2 separate regions of the Homo sapiens genome follow, and region 2 is linked to region 1. A link is a loop called in an ENCODE intact Hi-C map of the cell type or tissue named here. Cell type or tissue: gastrocnemius medialis. All regions are shown on one strand.

What was found. Peaks named below come from ENCODE experiments on the same cell type or tissue, not always from the same donor. Only the 100,000 strongest peaks of a DNase experiment are listed, where the experiment ranks them.
Region 2: a loop joins it to region 1, with 5 times the contacts of the local background. A loop is called at or near these places in 17 of 110 quality-filtered maps.

Annotation. Positions count from the first base shown.
Region 1 is chr2:33,130,824-33,138,823 of GRCh38, forward strand. LTBP1 (latent transforming growth factor beta binding protein 1) reads left to right here. Exons shown (of 34, transcript NM_206943.4): 5 at 3,970-4,137. Among named protein-coding and RNA genes, the nearest start is that of LTBP1, 190 kb to the left of the region's middle. In gastrocnemius medialis, no CTCF peak of the experiment used is centred here; DNase peaks (open chromatin) are centred at 2,738, 3,578, 3,718 and 4,068; H3K4me3 peaks cover 3,159 bases; H3K27ac peaks cover 3,991 bases.
Region 2 is chr2:33,275,152-33,283,151 of GRCh38, forward strand. LTBP1 (latent transforming growth factor beta binding protein 1) reads left to right here. Exons shown (of 34, transcript NM_206943.4): 18 at 650-772; 19 at 4,888-5,007. Among named protein-coding and RNA genes, the nearest start is that of MIR4430, 140 kb to the right of the region's middle. In gastrocnemius medialis, no CTCF peak of the experiment used is centred here; DNase peaks (open chromatin) are centred at 780 and 3,271; H3K27ac peaks cover 4,888 bases.

The DNA of each region.
Region 1 (8,000 bases):
AAAACCCAAAGTTTTAAAGTGCTTGCTTAAGATTTTGGGGGCTGATTCACCTAAAGGGATCTAAAAATTGCATTTTTTTTCCTCCAAAGGACCAAGCACAGAAGTTGTGCCAGTGGTTTCCCTGTTAACTCCTGACTGGCCTGATTTTTGCTTCTCAGACTTATAATTCCTAATCACCTGGTAGGTGCCACTCGGGATGGTCTTCTGCCTCTGGTTAGTCCTGAGCTTGTTTTCTCACTGGTGCAGCAGGACCTTAGACCAAAATGACCTCCAGCATCCTGTGAGTCTTGGATCTCTGTGGGATCCGACAGTCACCCTTGCCCCATGCTTCGGGTTACTTTGTCTATTCCACAATTATTGGGTGCCTACTCTCTGCAAGGCATCAGGAGTCCTTGAATATTACCTTATTCAAGACATGCAAAGAAGATGCTTCTGATAGACCAAATGGCTTTTGCGGGAGAGCTTGTGTCTACTGTTAGTGAATTCCTACTAAATTCTTGAAAGGTGAGTGGTATTGCCTTCAGCGTGTCACATGTGAGGAATTTGAAGCTCAGAGCATGGATCTCTGTTTGATGAACTTTAAAACTTAAACTTTTTACACTATACCCTAAATATGTGGGAATGATTTTCAAGGAGTAGAGATGGGAGAACATATTTTCTAATCCATCCAGCATTTATGGAGATCCTGTTAGAGCTCTGGATAATAATCTAGTGTCAAAAGCAGTAGTGCATTTTCACTACCAATTTTGAGAAGATTGGCATGAAAACCTAAAGCTAATTATAATGAAGAAGTAAGTGCTTCATGGAGATGGGAGGACCCGCTTAGAATACAAGTGTCTGTTTTAGAATTAGATTACTTTATAGCAGAATGCTTGTAAAACACAAGCATTTTTATTTTTATATGAAATAAAATATAGCTTCTGCTTCCAAGAAGATGTGAACATTGTAAAAATCAGAATTAAGTCATATGAAACTGTCTCTGCCTTTTGAAAATCCAGATGATTCCAAGCCAAAAGAAATTTTTTTTTGGCAAAGAAATATAAGAAGTTTTTAATAACAATAGGCCCGGAGAATCTCCAGTGCTTATAAAGTGACTACTGTAGCTGGGAGGTGAAATGGGAATAATGATTAAGTGCTTGCTTTCTTTGGATGTCTCAGTTTGCCTAAGTGAGCATAATTTAGGTGACTGTGTGAGCATCTGTGTGGCAGCTGCTGGTGCTACAAGTTAATGCCAGAGAAGACAAAATAGTTGGCACACGGATTCTAATTTCATGATTGTACCAGGAGCCAGAAAAAGGAGGAGTTTATATTCTTTTGAAGTGGGAAAATGTTGTCTCTTTTTTTCTTGGGTTTCACACACTTGAACACACAAAGTATCCTCAAGATATTTGTAAGCATTTTCCGACAACTTAGATTATAAGCTGATTTGTTTGTGCTACTGTGAAAAAGCAAATCAAACTAGGTGAATTTTCTCTGCTGGTGAAATCAGGATTCTGTTGTTTTTTTTGAATTTCTAAGGTAGACTCCCAGATAACTTTAAAATGTCCTGTAAGCATTTAAAGGAGGGGTTACTGAAGTGTTTAAGTAAAGTTTGATTGGAACACAGCCATGCCCACTCATTTACATATTGTTTTTGACAGGCTGCTTTCCAGCTAAGCGGGTCCACAGAGTTGAATAGGAATAGAGTCCTTTTCGCCTACAATCCTAATATAGTTACAATTTGGCCCTTTGTAGAAAAAGTTTGCTAGCCCTCGATTTAAAGTATTGACTGATAGTAGCATCCTATTGGATGTCATTTTGCAAGGTGCCAGAAGGTCTGCTTGGCCACTAGGACATCTTGCCATTTCAGACAACATGTCTTGATCCTCCAGGGTTAGAACCACCGGTGAAGGAGAAACTGTCCTGGAAAACCATTTGAAAAGAATGGAGGGCTTTCTCCTCCAGAGGAATAATTTTTCTTCTTCTAAGTGAGATGACCAACCCAGCTGATGGGTTCAAGTCCTAATTTTAGCTTTCTTTGATTAAGTGGCATTTATCTCAAAGATAACTTATTTGAAGGGCTGTCATGTGGAAGAGGCATTAGATTGTGAGGCCATGGGGAACCAAATTAGGATTAATGTGTGCAAGTTACTGTGAGGCCAGATTTCAGCTCAATAAAAAATAGTACTTGCTGGGAACTGCCATAACTATCATGTGCTTTTGTGGGTAATGAGCTGCCCGTCACTAGAGATTTTCAAGTAAAGGTTACACGACCACTTGATACGTGGAATGCAAACAGTGGATGAGAGATGGTTGCGTTAGAAAACCTCTGGGGCCCCATTCCAACCCTGAAATTGGAATGGCTTCTTTGGTTAAAGTTCTTTGTTTCCAAGCTCAGCTTATGACCACAGTTTTAATTTGTTGAGGGTCTTATAGAGGCATCTTGGGATGATTTTCTGAAAATATAATATTAGCCAAACCAAAGCAGTATAAAGAGAGACAAGCTTTTCTGGTGGGCAAAGATGGTATAAAAAAGGCTGGCCCAGAGCCTCTCTCCCCTTTGGCCACTCCAGTCATGGAGTGGCGTCAGAAGGGCACTGCTTCTTGACGGCCTTAAAGCCTGACAGATGACTGGCTGTCTTCAGCTACTGCTACCATCTTTGCTTTCTGCCTAGTCTCCTGGAAAGAGGAAGGACCTGGCTAGGGGCCTATCGCAGATGTAGCAATCAAAACAGTGTGTGTCTTGCAATTTGCCAGAGAGTTCAGGTTGCGATCCAGCAGTGAAGGGCAGGTCTGGGTGAAGCAGAACTGCACAGAGACAGTGCAGTTCTGCCGTCATAGCACAAAAGCAGCCATAGACAGTACAGAAATGAATGAGGGTGGCTGTGTTCCAGTAAAGCTTTATTTACAAAAGCAGGCAGCAAGCTGGATTGGGTCCCTGAACTGTAGCTTGCTGACCTCTGATAGAGACGTTGAAAGTTAGAAGTGTGTAGAAAATGCCAGTTTCAATTCTCTCAAGTTTTGGAAAAACTGAACTGAACTGGACTGAAATGGCATGTCCGGAGTCACACCGTGGTTGAGCTGGGATTGTAAACCAGGATATACTTTTAGTCTAGGGCTTATTTTGTGATACCACATAGCCTCGGCTGTGTGGTCAGGTGATAGCATTTCGTTTTTAAGAGAAGGCCACGCTAATGAAAGAAAGCTCCATCCCCAGTGGCTACTCCAGGTGGTCTATGAATAGAGACAGTGAGAGCCCAAGGGTGTTATTTTTAGGGAGGCAACCATTTATCCCTGTGACCTGGCTTACCCCTTTAAAGATGGGCCCCGTTCACAGGAAAACAAAATATATGTTGCCTAAATTCTTATGGAGAAATAGTGCCCTGGAGTTGTGAAAAAGAAATGGGCTCCCGCAGCTGCGTCACAGCATTTGATCACTTCAGCCGAGAGTGCCAGGAGATTTGAGACAGATGTTTTCAGACATGCCGCATGCCTAAAACATTTCCAGGGGTCGGGCTGCAAATAGTGACTTAATAAGTGGAGAAACAGGGAAAGTATGCAAGTTGAGGACACAAGAGTTTATTCACCGCTAGGTGCACGGCCAACCCCTTTGCATTACATCTGCCTGTCAGGGTTGGCTCTTTAATCTGTCGTGCCCTCGGTATTGCTCTTTGTCTGCCCGTGAATAAAGTGCAGCATTGTGGTTAGTAATCCCACTCCAGTGACTCGACTTCAAATGTGGTTTTGGAGTGCATCCCAGAGTTCTGTTTGCTAAGCTTCCTACTCCTGTTTCAGAGACACCACTGAATACAGAGCAGCGAGCACTGAAGGCTTCCCTCTTTCCTTAAACCTGTCGGGTTGTGGGCTCTCTCTTTTCCCCTCTTGCTCCTTTCTTTTCTTTTTTTCTGTTTTTTTAAACCTTCCAAGGCAAGTTCATGGATACTAAGCTGATGTGTTTGTTGTTCTTTTTCTCCCTGCCTCCGCTCCTAGTGAGTAACCACACTGGCCGCATCAAGGTGGTCTTTACTCCGAGCATCTGTAAAGTGACCTGCACCAAGGGCAGCTGTCAGAACAGCTGTGAGAAGGGGAACACCACCACTCTCATTAGTGAGAATGGTCATGCTGCCGACACCCTGACGGCCACGAACTTCCGAGTGGGTGAGTTCCTCCACGGTCCCTAACTGTCCTTACTGAGTCGAGTTTTATGAGATTGTAGCATTTAGACACCCCCTCCATTCACACTGCTGTCTGCTTCAATGGGTGTCTGTCTATGAGTACGAGTATGTTTCTTTCATGGGATCTTTTAAATTGCTTTTGGAATAATTTTTAACCTGATTCTTGGTTTCTTAGGGGAATGGCAACTAGAATATTTTCCCTTATTGCTTAGCATTTACACAGCCATGTGGTAATGGGAATATATATAGTAGAAGAGAAGAGAGTAGGTTTTAGATTTAGACCCTAAGGCATGACTTGTGCTGATAAGCTTCAAATTTTATCAGCCCAGTGATAAGTGGAATTTGTCTTAGATTTGACTCATGTAATAAATTTTGGAAGGTGGTGATGAAATTTGAAGTTTTTACTTCAAAAATAGCCAAGCTCTAAAACAAAACTCCGAGGATTGTCAAAAACCTGTACTTGGTTGTAGAAAAGGATACAGAGTTGCATCTTTTGCCACGTTTCTGCTCCGTCTCACAAGACTGAATATAAATTGATATATAACGTGGATTTGGGGAAGACAGACTGGTAGATTACTCTCAGTACTCCTTTTTTACGTGGATTTGGGGAAGACAGACTGGTAGATTACTCTCAGTACTCCTTTAAGTTAATTTAAATATGAAGTAGTAGTTGCTGTCTGCAAGAAAGCCTTGTTGGTTCATTTTGAATTTTTGTTTTTTACTTTTTTGCAAATGGAGAAAGGATTGTGGTCCACGGAATGCTGTCATGTTGCCATGTTGTCATGCAATACAGTATTTTTGTCGCAGAAAAATGTCTTTTATTATTTTTTGACCAATTATGGTTTGCCATGTGTACTCAAATAATCGCAGACACCCACGTTACTTTCTGAGTTACTCACAAGAATAACCCAAATGTCAGACAGATAATAACACTGGCTAGATCTGGTCTTTTTATGGAATATTGCTGTTTAGTCTTGGAAGTGTGTGTCTGGGGGGGTGGTAGGAGAAGGGGTGTCTGTGTCAAACTGATTTACATCAAGACAAAATAAAGGGACAGCTTGAAGTTCTTATTAGATCTTTGATTATTCTGCTGTTTTATTGTGACTCCCAATCCTTAGGAGGTCAAAGCATATTTTTGATCGTCTGTACTTGGAAAAAATATGTGCCCATAGATACGATTTAAAAGGGCATTGTGAGTTTCCTGGCTATGATAGGGGTACTCTGGGCATAGTTTTTAAAAGAATTTAGCCATTAGGTGCCAAATGGCACATTATGCTTTGCAGGGCAGGGAGCCAAGTCTAATGGGAAGTGAACTGATGATCAGGAAACTGGATTCTGGTCCCGGTCCTGCCACTAACTAGCTAATCCGTAGGGCATGCCAGTTAATATTTCTGGGCCTCAGTTTTTCTCATTCATAAAATAAATGGGATTGTATTTAATGACCTCTAAAATTTAGTCCATCTCTAAGATCATATGACTTTTTATCAGCAATAAGTAATACTATTTTCTGGCTTAAAAAAATTTTTTTTTTTGGAGGGCCACAGACAAGGAGGGGAAAAGAAAAGGCAATTCCAGTAGACTATCATGAGTCTGATGGCTTTTCACCACTTTATCTTTCTTGGTTGCCTTCCTTACTCACTGCTCCTTTCCCTCCTTGTGTTTATTGTAAATCTTTACAGTAGCAATGACAAAATAATCAAATGGGTGGTAATTTTTTGGCTTCCAGTGTATTCATTTTGAAACTAAATATTTTGAAGGCTTTGAGAAACAGAGGAAGTCTACTTGTTGAAACACACCACACACTTTCCTTGCTGGCACTGAACCAGATGTTTAGGAACAGAATATACATAGCCTACTCAAAATGCAAAATGAAGCAAAATTATTTACAAAAGCATTTCAAAAGCAGAACTCCACTCTCCATATAGGATCGGCAGAGCAGTTTAATTTTTTGAAAAGTAGAGGATGGGGTGAGAAGGACCCATAGTAATAAATAGTTTCACATTGGAAATTGTGGGAAACATTTCATTTATATTCTGAGCTATTTCCCTCTCCTGTTTAACGTTTTATTTCAAATATTGGATAGTTTGAGGGACAATTTTTATGATATTTCTTTCTTTAAGAATGGTAATTTTATAGAACTTATAGACTGTGATCCTTTGAAAATACAGAAAAATTCAAAAACGTTTATGCATATATCTTTTTGGGACTTTACTGGTTTAGTGTAATTTTATTATTTGCAAAAAGTGATTTTCTGATTTTTTTCTTCTCTCTTTGTACTTGTTTATAGAATACTAAATCTTTTGACAAAAAAGACCTATTTGGAAAATAGTTTAAAATTTGGGAAAAATTCAAAATTTACTGTCACTTGTCAGCTACTCCCTTTGATCTCTAATATTTGTTGGTACTTAAAGGTGAGGGCTGGCAAACTCTTTTTGTAAAGGGCCAGATAGTATAAAATATGTTTTAGACTTTGTGGGCCATACAGTTTCTGTTACAGCTACTCAACCCTGCCATCATCGTGTGAAAGCAGCCAGAGACAATATGAACAAGAATAGGTGTGGCTGTGTTACAAAAACATTTGTTGGGCTGAATTTGGCTTGAGTGCCATTCTCTAAGGAGTCAACATAATCCAGGGAAAATTATATGGACTTCATAATTAGTTTTGATAATCAGAATAACAGAAATAATTTCCAACATTTGCATGGTGATTTACAGTTTTTGTTTGTTTGTTTGTTTGTTTGTTTGTTTGAGGATGTGGAACAGACATGATCATCACCATTTTTTCAATACGGAAACTTAGGTTCAGAGTGTTAATTAAGTGAGCTTGCTTTAGTTTCTTGGCAAGTCAGTTAGCTATGCCTAGAACCTAGATATCCTTATGCCATCTGTTTTCTTACCTACCTGGAGTCTGCCCATGATGTATAAGAGGGACAAGGTGAAGGACCTCATGGAGTTGTGTCTTGTGGGAAGGCTGGCTGGGATAACAGAGAGAGAGAAAGCAACTGAGAGTCCAGCATACCGGGGCTGAATCCTGGGGTAACATTGGCTCTATGTGCTCTTTGGGCCCAGCTCACCTCCTCCACACAGTGCAGGTCCTAATAGATATGTGGAGGTTGTTCTTTTACAGGCTTGTGGGATAATTCCTTCCTTCCTTCATGCTGCTTCTGTGTTGGTCTTCTGGTCTGTGATGAGGGTGAGTCTGGGCTTTCCAGGTGTGAAAGGCAGCAGGTATTTTCGCATGACTATTGAGCATGCAGTCTCTGTTCTTGAGTATTCAGTGGGAGAAATAATAAGTATAACTTCTGCTTAATGCAACTCTAAAAGTGAGGCCCAAATGAATATGGTATCCAAAGGAAGCACTCTGAGATTCTAGAAGAGCCCATTTTTATGGATAGTGATTTTGATATGGTTTAACAGAATAGTTACTTTAAATGGTACTTCCTATGAAGCAGGTTTCTAATGATAATGACTTTTTTTTTTTTTGAGCTCAGCCTTGCTGTTTGCCCCACCCCTGCCTTTTTAAAAATGGAAACCTATCCCTTGTTGGGTGGGCTGCAGGTTCACCGTTGTTGTTTTAAAGGATTCTTAACATTTTATAGGGCTAAAATGCAGATGACCTTCTGGGATTTTTAAATTGTTTATAAAGCCTTAAGTTCCTCTGACAAGAAGAACATATAAATTCGTGTCACAACTAGAATATTTCAAACACAGTAATACTGTCACTTGGTATAACTTATTTGTGGAGACATTGAAAAGCAGTCATGATGGTCAAAATAACACATTTGGTTTATGTGAATCTAAAGACTCATGTTCTATTAGCACCAATTGAATAATTATAAAAAACAT
Region 2 (8,000 bases), 140 kb after region 1:
CTATCATCAGTTCAGTGCTTATCCAGACAACCCAGAATTTTTTATTAAACAATTATCATGACAGCAGTCTGCTAGATCCCAGGTGATATAAAAATGGATTTTTTTCCCCTAACATTTTTGAAGAAAGAGTGTCATATATGTGCATAGACAAGATACATTAAATGTTACTTTTGGACCACCCTGCATGAATCAAAACTGGATGATTTTGATGTGTGTCAAACAAATCAAAGGGAAAGTAGAAATCAGTTACTGGCCAGGCGCCATGGCCCACACCTGTAATCCCAGCACTTTGGGAGGCCGAGCCTGGCGGATCACCTGAGGTCGGGAGTTTGAGACCAGCCTGACCAACTTGGAGAAACCCTGTCTCTACTAAAAATACAGAATTAGCCAGGCATGGTGGTGCATGCCTGTAATCCCAGCTACTTGGGAGGCTGAGGCAGGAGAATTGCTTAAACCCAGGAGGTGGAGGTTGCAGTGAGCCGAGATCACACCATTGCACTCCAGCCTGGGCAACAAGAGCGAAACTCCATCTCAAAAAAAAAAAGAAATCAGTTACTTCGTTATTATATTTGAGCTAAGCTGGGAGATGGGAGAGGTTTGAAACAGTATTTGGAACACAAAACTCAACAATGCTATCTGCTCTTCGTAGATGTTGACGAATGCCTGAGGCCGGACGTCTGTGGGGAGGGGCACTGTGTCAATACTGTGGGGGCCTTCCGGTGTGAATACTGTGACAGCGGGTACCGCATGACTCAGAGAGGCCGTTGTGAGGGTGAGTCAGCTGAGAGTGTTCAGCACACATGACGGTGATGTGCAGGGTTGGTAGGCACCTTGCCTGGTTCTTGTTTCCTTCCCACACTCAGTGCGTGACACCAGTTTATCCAAGCTCTTTCTGCTTCCTAGATTCACAGGCTCTTTGCCTCTTCCTTTCACTGGCTCTTTTGGGATTATTTTCCATCTTCATGCTCTCATTATTTTTCACCTCAATATCTGCCTCTCTGGTATTTGGAATGAAATCACCATAGAATGATTAATTGCATCATATTTAGTAGAAACACAGACTTAATTACAGAGTCCGGACCATTCATCTGGGAACATGCTGCAGGTGTAACCAGTGTTGATTTTTTGTTTTTGACCTTTTCACCTACTTACATTCCTTTGTCTCCAATGCTTTCTTTTACATGTGTTCTGGTACTTTCTCACAGACTCCCCAAGAAGCATGGTCTGACAAACTTTGGTCAGATTCCAACTGTGCTTAATAAAATTTCCTCATTATTGACCACAGCAATGAGCTTTCTCTCATTATAAAAATGTTATAAAAAGTATTTATAGCATGGTCACAATTATTATCCTTTTCATATTTCTTTTCACGTTTGTGTCCAAGTTGCTCTGGTTCTTTTTGAAACCAATGTAGTGAGGCCAGGCACGGTGGCTCACGCCTGCAATCCCAGTGCTTTGGGAGGTTGAAGCGGGTGGATCACTTGAGGCCAGGAGTTTGAGACCAGCCTGGCCAACATGCTGAAACTCCCTCTCTCCTAAAAATACAAAAATTAGCTGGATGTGGTGGCACACGCCTGTAATCCCAGCTACCTGGGAGGCTGAGAAACAAGAATCACTTGAACCTGGGAGGCAGAGGTTGCAGTGAGCTGAGATCATGCCACTGCATTCCAGCCCAGGTGACAGAGAAAAACCTTGTCTCCAAAAAACAAAGCAAAACAAAACAAAACACTATGGCACTTTTTTTGCAATTATTTTCATGAAGAAATACACTGACCTTCTGCTAAAAACCTGTCATGGAAATATGAGGGTGAAGGAACACGGGATCTGTGAGGGCACGGGAGCATGGTGCTGGTTCCTTGGGGTTCCCTGCCTGGCTGTCAGCAGAGCCTAATAGATCTGGGCTCTGTTAGGTGGGGCAGGATGGACTAGGTTGGCACAGCCAGCCCTCAGCTGTCCCCTGGCTTCTGCCTGTTGGTTTTCTTCACTGCTCTAATGACCCAGGCCTGGAGGGAGAGCTAATTAGACATTTTTTGGCAGCCTACACTTGCCCCTCCTGCTGGTGTCTTGCCTCTGCCCCTTGGGTTCTAATCTAGAGAGAAGTGGGAGTGTTTTATGTTGCTGGATCTCTGATCAGCATGGAGTTTTGTACCCTCCCCGAGGGCCACGAGGCTACAGAACAAGCACAGGTGTAAAGTGTCTCCACGCTGCTCTTCCAGGGAACTCTCCTCTGCTGAAGAGATGCAGCGTGGGAGCAGCTCACCACGCCCACAGTAACTGCCTGACCTGTAGCCACTGACTTTGCCCCTTTGAAACGTAGTACATCATCTGTAAAATAGGAACCATGAAGTTAACTTTCCAGGTTTTCATGAAAATAACTTCATGTTGCCATAACTTGTATGATGCCTGTCACTTTGTTAGTTTTCAAGAAGTTATAGTTTCTTTAAATCTCCCCCCATCCCTGACTCCTTTTGTGTTTGTATAGATCTCAAGCACCTCTGTAGTTGCGGGGAGTGCTTTAAAAAAATGGGGTGTTTATTTGACAAGCATTTATGTGCAGAGCAGTATCCCCCAACCCCCAACAAAGAAGTCAAATACTGATTTTTTTTTCCCTTTCTTTCTTTCTTTCTTTCTTTCTTTCTTTCTTTCTCTCTCTCTTTCTTTTTTTCTTTCTTTCTTTCTTTTTTTTTTTTTTTTTTTAAAGACAGTCTTGCTCTGTCGCCCAGGCTGGAGTGCAGTGGTGCGATCTCAGCTCACTGCAAGCTCCGCCTCCCGGGTTCACATCATTCTCCTGCCTCAGCCTCCTGAGTAGCTGGGACTACAGGTGACCGCCACCATGCCCGGCTAATTTTTTTTTCTATTTTTAGTAGAGACAGGGTGTCACCGTGTTAGCCAGGATGGTCTCGATCTCCTGACCTCGTGATCTGCCAGCCTCAGCCTCCCAAAGTGCTGGGATTACAGGTGTGAGCTACTGCACCCGGCCCAAATACTGATTCTTAAGTTCTACACACGGGTCAAGAATGGAAAGATAAGATACTTAAGTAATAGGATGGAAAGGAATAGAAAATAAATTGGAAAATTATGTACTTAAATTGGAAGCTTGTAGGAGAATATTCGGTGATATTCAATATATGAAAATTATTTGGGAGAAAGATGACTAGCGTTCCCTCAGTAAATAATATATAATTCTATCCCCATGAAAAGTCTTGAAAAGAAGAAGGAGCCAAGAAACGCGGCTGTTTTCAAATTTCATCATGGACTAGAACCAAACGTCCCCGGGCTTCTGGCACACAGAAGATTTTCTCAGCTGTCACTAACGAAGTTGCTTTCAAATAGCACCAGTCTCCAAGGAGTCTATTGTAGTTTACAGACATTATCTCATGCATCCTTACTTTATTCTGTTAAGGTATTATAAGGCAGGTAGTTCCTAATTTATAGAAGAGGGGAAAAGCCGAGGTGAGAGCAGGTAGAAATTCAGGGACATTATCTTGTATTGCTCAACATTGCACCCTATTTATTGGGCTAGCCTGTCTCGATGGCATTCTCTGATTTAGCAGTTGTAGTTCTATTTTTTTGAAATATCCCATCCAGAGGAGAATGTAATGCTATTTGGAAAATGAAACTGGCAAGCACCATCTTTTTGTAGAACAAGAAGTCCCAGAACATCTGACCTAAAAAAACCACTATGTATCATTGGCCATTGGCAAGAATTTTTACTGATAGAAAAAAAATTACAACACTGACCTGGTGCTTATTTTGTTAATATCATCTTTAACTTTTTCACTTTAAGTATCTTTTCACATGTCTAATGGTATGCAGTGGGAGATAATTTTTAAGTATTTACTAGAATGTAGACATCACATACCCATGGATATTTAGTGGACCCATTATATATTTCTTTCTTTTTTTGTTTCTCTAGTTTATGTCCTGAAAATCCGTTTATATTTTAAGTACGATTAAAGGTCATATATACATTGTGTATTGGGATACTTAAACATTAAATCCACTCATATAAATTCAAGATCCACCTCAGAAAAAACACTTATTTCAAATGCAGCTAGAAGCCATGGTGTTAACACTTATTTTAAACTGTTGAACTCTCTCTTATATCTTTTTCCTCATTTTATTGTTTGACAATTTTTAAAAATGCCTCAAGCTGTCGTAGTTATCTCCTCACAGACTTAACCATATTTTAGGAGATTTTTTTCTCCCCAAATTGGAAAGAATGATGATTAATGACTTCAGTTAGCTATGAATATGAAAAGTAAGGTGTATTTTTACCAGAAAATATTACCATATGGTCATATCACCGTGTTTTCTGGAAAGGCTTGGAAGTATGTGATGAGTTCACTCTCTCCTCATGTTTTTTTTTTTTTCCACCTCCAAGGAATTCCTGTCATATGAAAGGTTTTAAATTATTCCAACCTAGGATATTCTTGGGCCCATGAAGCCAAAGTGAGAATTTCCCTAGAGCATCCAATGTTTGCAGAGAGAACCTCTAGCTGGGTGGATACATAGCTTCCTCACACTCACCCCCATTCTTTGTATTTCTTTCTGGAAAGCTGTGCTATTACTTGAAAGGTTTCATGTCCAGAAATTGGCCCTAGAGGAGCTGCCAACTCCCAGAGTGGAGAGGCCAGGTCCTGCTAGTTGAAGAATTGGGGCCAGGTTCTTCCTTGGAATGTATGCAAATATTTTAATCCAGGTATGCTTGACCATGCATTATTGCCATGTATTTAAGTATAGACCCAATGTCTCACTTACCCAATTATTGTTTTTCCCACTGAAATGTAGATATAACATGCTTTCCCCCGCTGCCTTCATCACAAAGTAAGATTTTGCTTTGGTATTCTGATAAAATGTTCACGACCTAGGTTTTTGATTTTTCAGATATTGATGAATGTTTGAATCCAAGCACTTGTCCAGATGAGCAGTGTGTGAATTCTCCTGGATCTTACCAGTGCGTTCCCTGCACAGAAGGATTCCGAGGCTGGAATGGACAGTGCCTTGGTAGGTACTATAGTGTACTTATCAAAGATTTGTTTCTTCTGCATGGCCCATTTTCTGATAGAGTGGTGTAATGCCAATGGAGCCCTCTTTCAAAATGAAAAAATGAAATCTTACATCATTCTAAGAAAAGTTCCCAGTAACTTTTAACCATTGAGAAAATAAGAAAATGACTTAGCATAAAGGATGTAAGATTCTCGATGGGGAAAATAATTAGGATTGAAACAAACTGATATTCCTAATGAGATAAATATCCAAAACCAAATAAGATAGTAAGGTCTACAGGAAGGAAGAGAGATGGAGAGCAAAACACTTAAAAAGAGAGAAGAAGCATCTACCACAGACAAGTAGAATTAGGTAACACACACACACAAATTTTCAACAGAAGTATCAAAGGTAGTGCTTTAGGCACTGAGGAAGACAGAGTAATGTATTTGCTTTGATTCTAATTACCCGTGCTGTAGTTAGCTCTGCCCCTTAATGGTTTTCATTTGTGTCTACCATGTAATCTTTTTCCCTAAAACTTGAACTCTTTTCCACTCCATACCAAAACTCTGAATATGTGAGTTAAACTTTTCATTCATTCATTCCTTCTTTCCTTTCTCCCTCAAATGCTTAAGAACTTACTATAGGCTATGCATGGTGGCTCATGCCTGTAATCCCAGAACTTTGGAAGGCCGAGGCACGAGGATCACTTGAGGCCAGGAGTTTGACACCAGCCTGGGCAGCATAGCAAGACCTCATCTCTACAAAACATTAAAAAACTTACCTGGGCTTCGTGGGGTGTGTGCCTGTAATCTCAGCTACTTGAAGGCTGAGGTGGGAGGATCGCTTGAGTCCAGGAGTTCAAGGTTTCAGTGAGCTATGATTGTGCCACTGCTCTCCAGCCCGAGTGACAGTGAGACCCTGTCTCTAAAATATGAAACAAAAGGCAAAACTTACTGTATATCCCCAGAGTTGTACTAAGTTCTGGGATATATTGAGAGGAAAAACTGATATGACCCCTTCCTTTTGGTACTTACTGTCTGGTGGGGGAGACTGACATGCACTCAAACATCTCACAGATAAATGCAAACTCACAGATTTGAGACAAGCACTAGAAAGGAGGGTTCTATGATGCTGTGAGAGCATATGGTAGAACGAGCTGCCCTTAGGAAAATTCTTGAGTTGAGGTTCAACTGGTGAGGGGGTGGGAGGGAGAACATTTCAGGCACAGTAAACAGCATATGCAAGAGGCTCGTGGAAGAAGAAGAGAGCAGAAGGCCAGTGTAGCTGAAGGCCAGAGAACACAGGAAGATTTGCTGCAAGATGAGAGGACAGACCACTGAAAAATTTAAAGCCCTCTTAGTCCTGTTAAAACTGACGGTCTTCATTCTCATAGCCCTGGGAAGACATTTAGGTGTTTTAATGGGGGTTGCAGAAGTACTCTCAGTTTTAAAGCTTTAGTCTCATCACCAAACAGCATCAGCTCAGACTCTGTAGCTGGTACGGAGAGCTCCGTGTCCTGAGCCCCTAGGCCCATCCCCAACCCAAGAGTCTCTGCTGATGGAGTTGTGAGATGTAGTCTTTGAAGAAAAGATTTTTATTCATTAGTTTTTTATTTGATAAGCAATTGTTTTTGTAACTGGTGCTGACCAAAAAGTATTAATATATATGGTTTCAGTTTTCCCATTTGGCATAAATTTCATACTTGCCTATCAAGGTTCCATGCGTATTCTCATTTTCACATCCTGATAAATAATCCAGGAGCAGAGCCGGAACTCTACCTTAAATAACTACAATTCATAATAGTAGTGTAAACGCAGCCCTGATTCATGAATTTATTAGTGGAATGTGACTGATCAAATTGGCAAGTGATTGTTCTTCAATATAAATAATACTAAATGAATTCTTATACCTATATGTGCATATATATATATATATATATATATATAAACTTTAGTGATAGAAGCACAGCACCTCATTTAAAACTAATTTTACTTTGTCAACCAGATGAGTAGAATCATAAGCAGAAATATTAGATCACTGCATTTCTCAATTCAGCCAAAGTCCCACATTTAGCCCCTTGTTTTGTTTTTGCGTTGCTGAGGTCATGTATTTCCTATTGTTAAATGGAGGCAGTGTCCTTTATCTTTCTGCTTTGGGTAAAATTTTAGGCTCTACATAATCTACAAATGAAGCCACTCCCCCAAGATTTAATTGCAGTTCCATCCATTGTTCATATTGGACTTGCAGCTCTTCTAAATTTCTCATGAGGGCCTTTGCAGGTTATACTGAAATAGATTTTCCATCTTAATTTTTTATAGTAGTAGAGCTTTCAAATGTCGAGAAGTTGACTGTGACAAAAAGCAGATATTGCAGCATGCCTTTCTACTTACATTGAACCAATGGGTGGGTTGGAATTTTCTGCTAAACTCTGACCATGTTAATGACTGCCCAGCCCTAGCTTTGTACTTCTGGTACTCTAAAATACCTTTCAGAAGGTGCAGTCTTGTCTTAAGCCTAGTTTTGAGTTGAGCTCATCACTAACATAACTGGATATATATTCATTCATTTAACAAATACTGAGTGTCTACCTTGTGCCAGGTATTTTTCCAGAACACTGGGGATTGAGAGTGACTAAAATAGGCCAGGCACGGTGGCTCACGCCTGTAATCCCAGCACTTTGGGAGGCCAAGACGGGTGGATCATGAGGTCAAGAGATCGAGACCATCCTGGCCAACATGGTGAAACCCTGTCTCTACTAAAAATACAAAAATTAGCTGGGTGTGGTGGCACGCGCCTATAATCCCAGCCACCCAGTAGGCTGAGGCAGGAGAATCGCTTGAACCTGGGAGGCGGAGGTTGCAGTGAGCCGAGATTGCGCCACTGCACTCCAGCCTGGCGACAGAGCAAGACTCCATCTCAAAAAAAAAAAAAAAAAAAAAAAGAGAGAGTGAATAAAATAAAGTTTTTCTCCCTTCATTGTAGTTATACTCTAGTGCTTACGTCGTGCT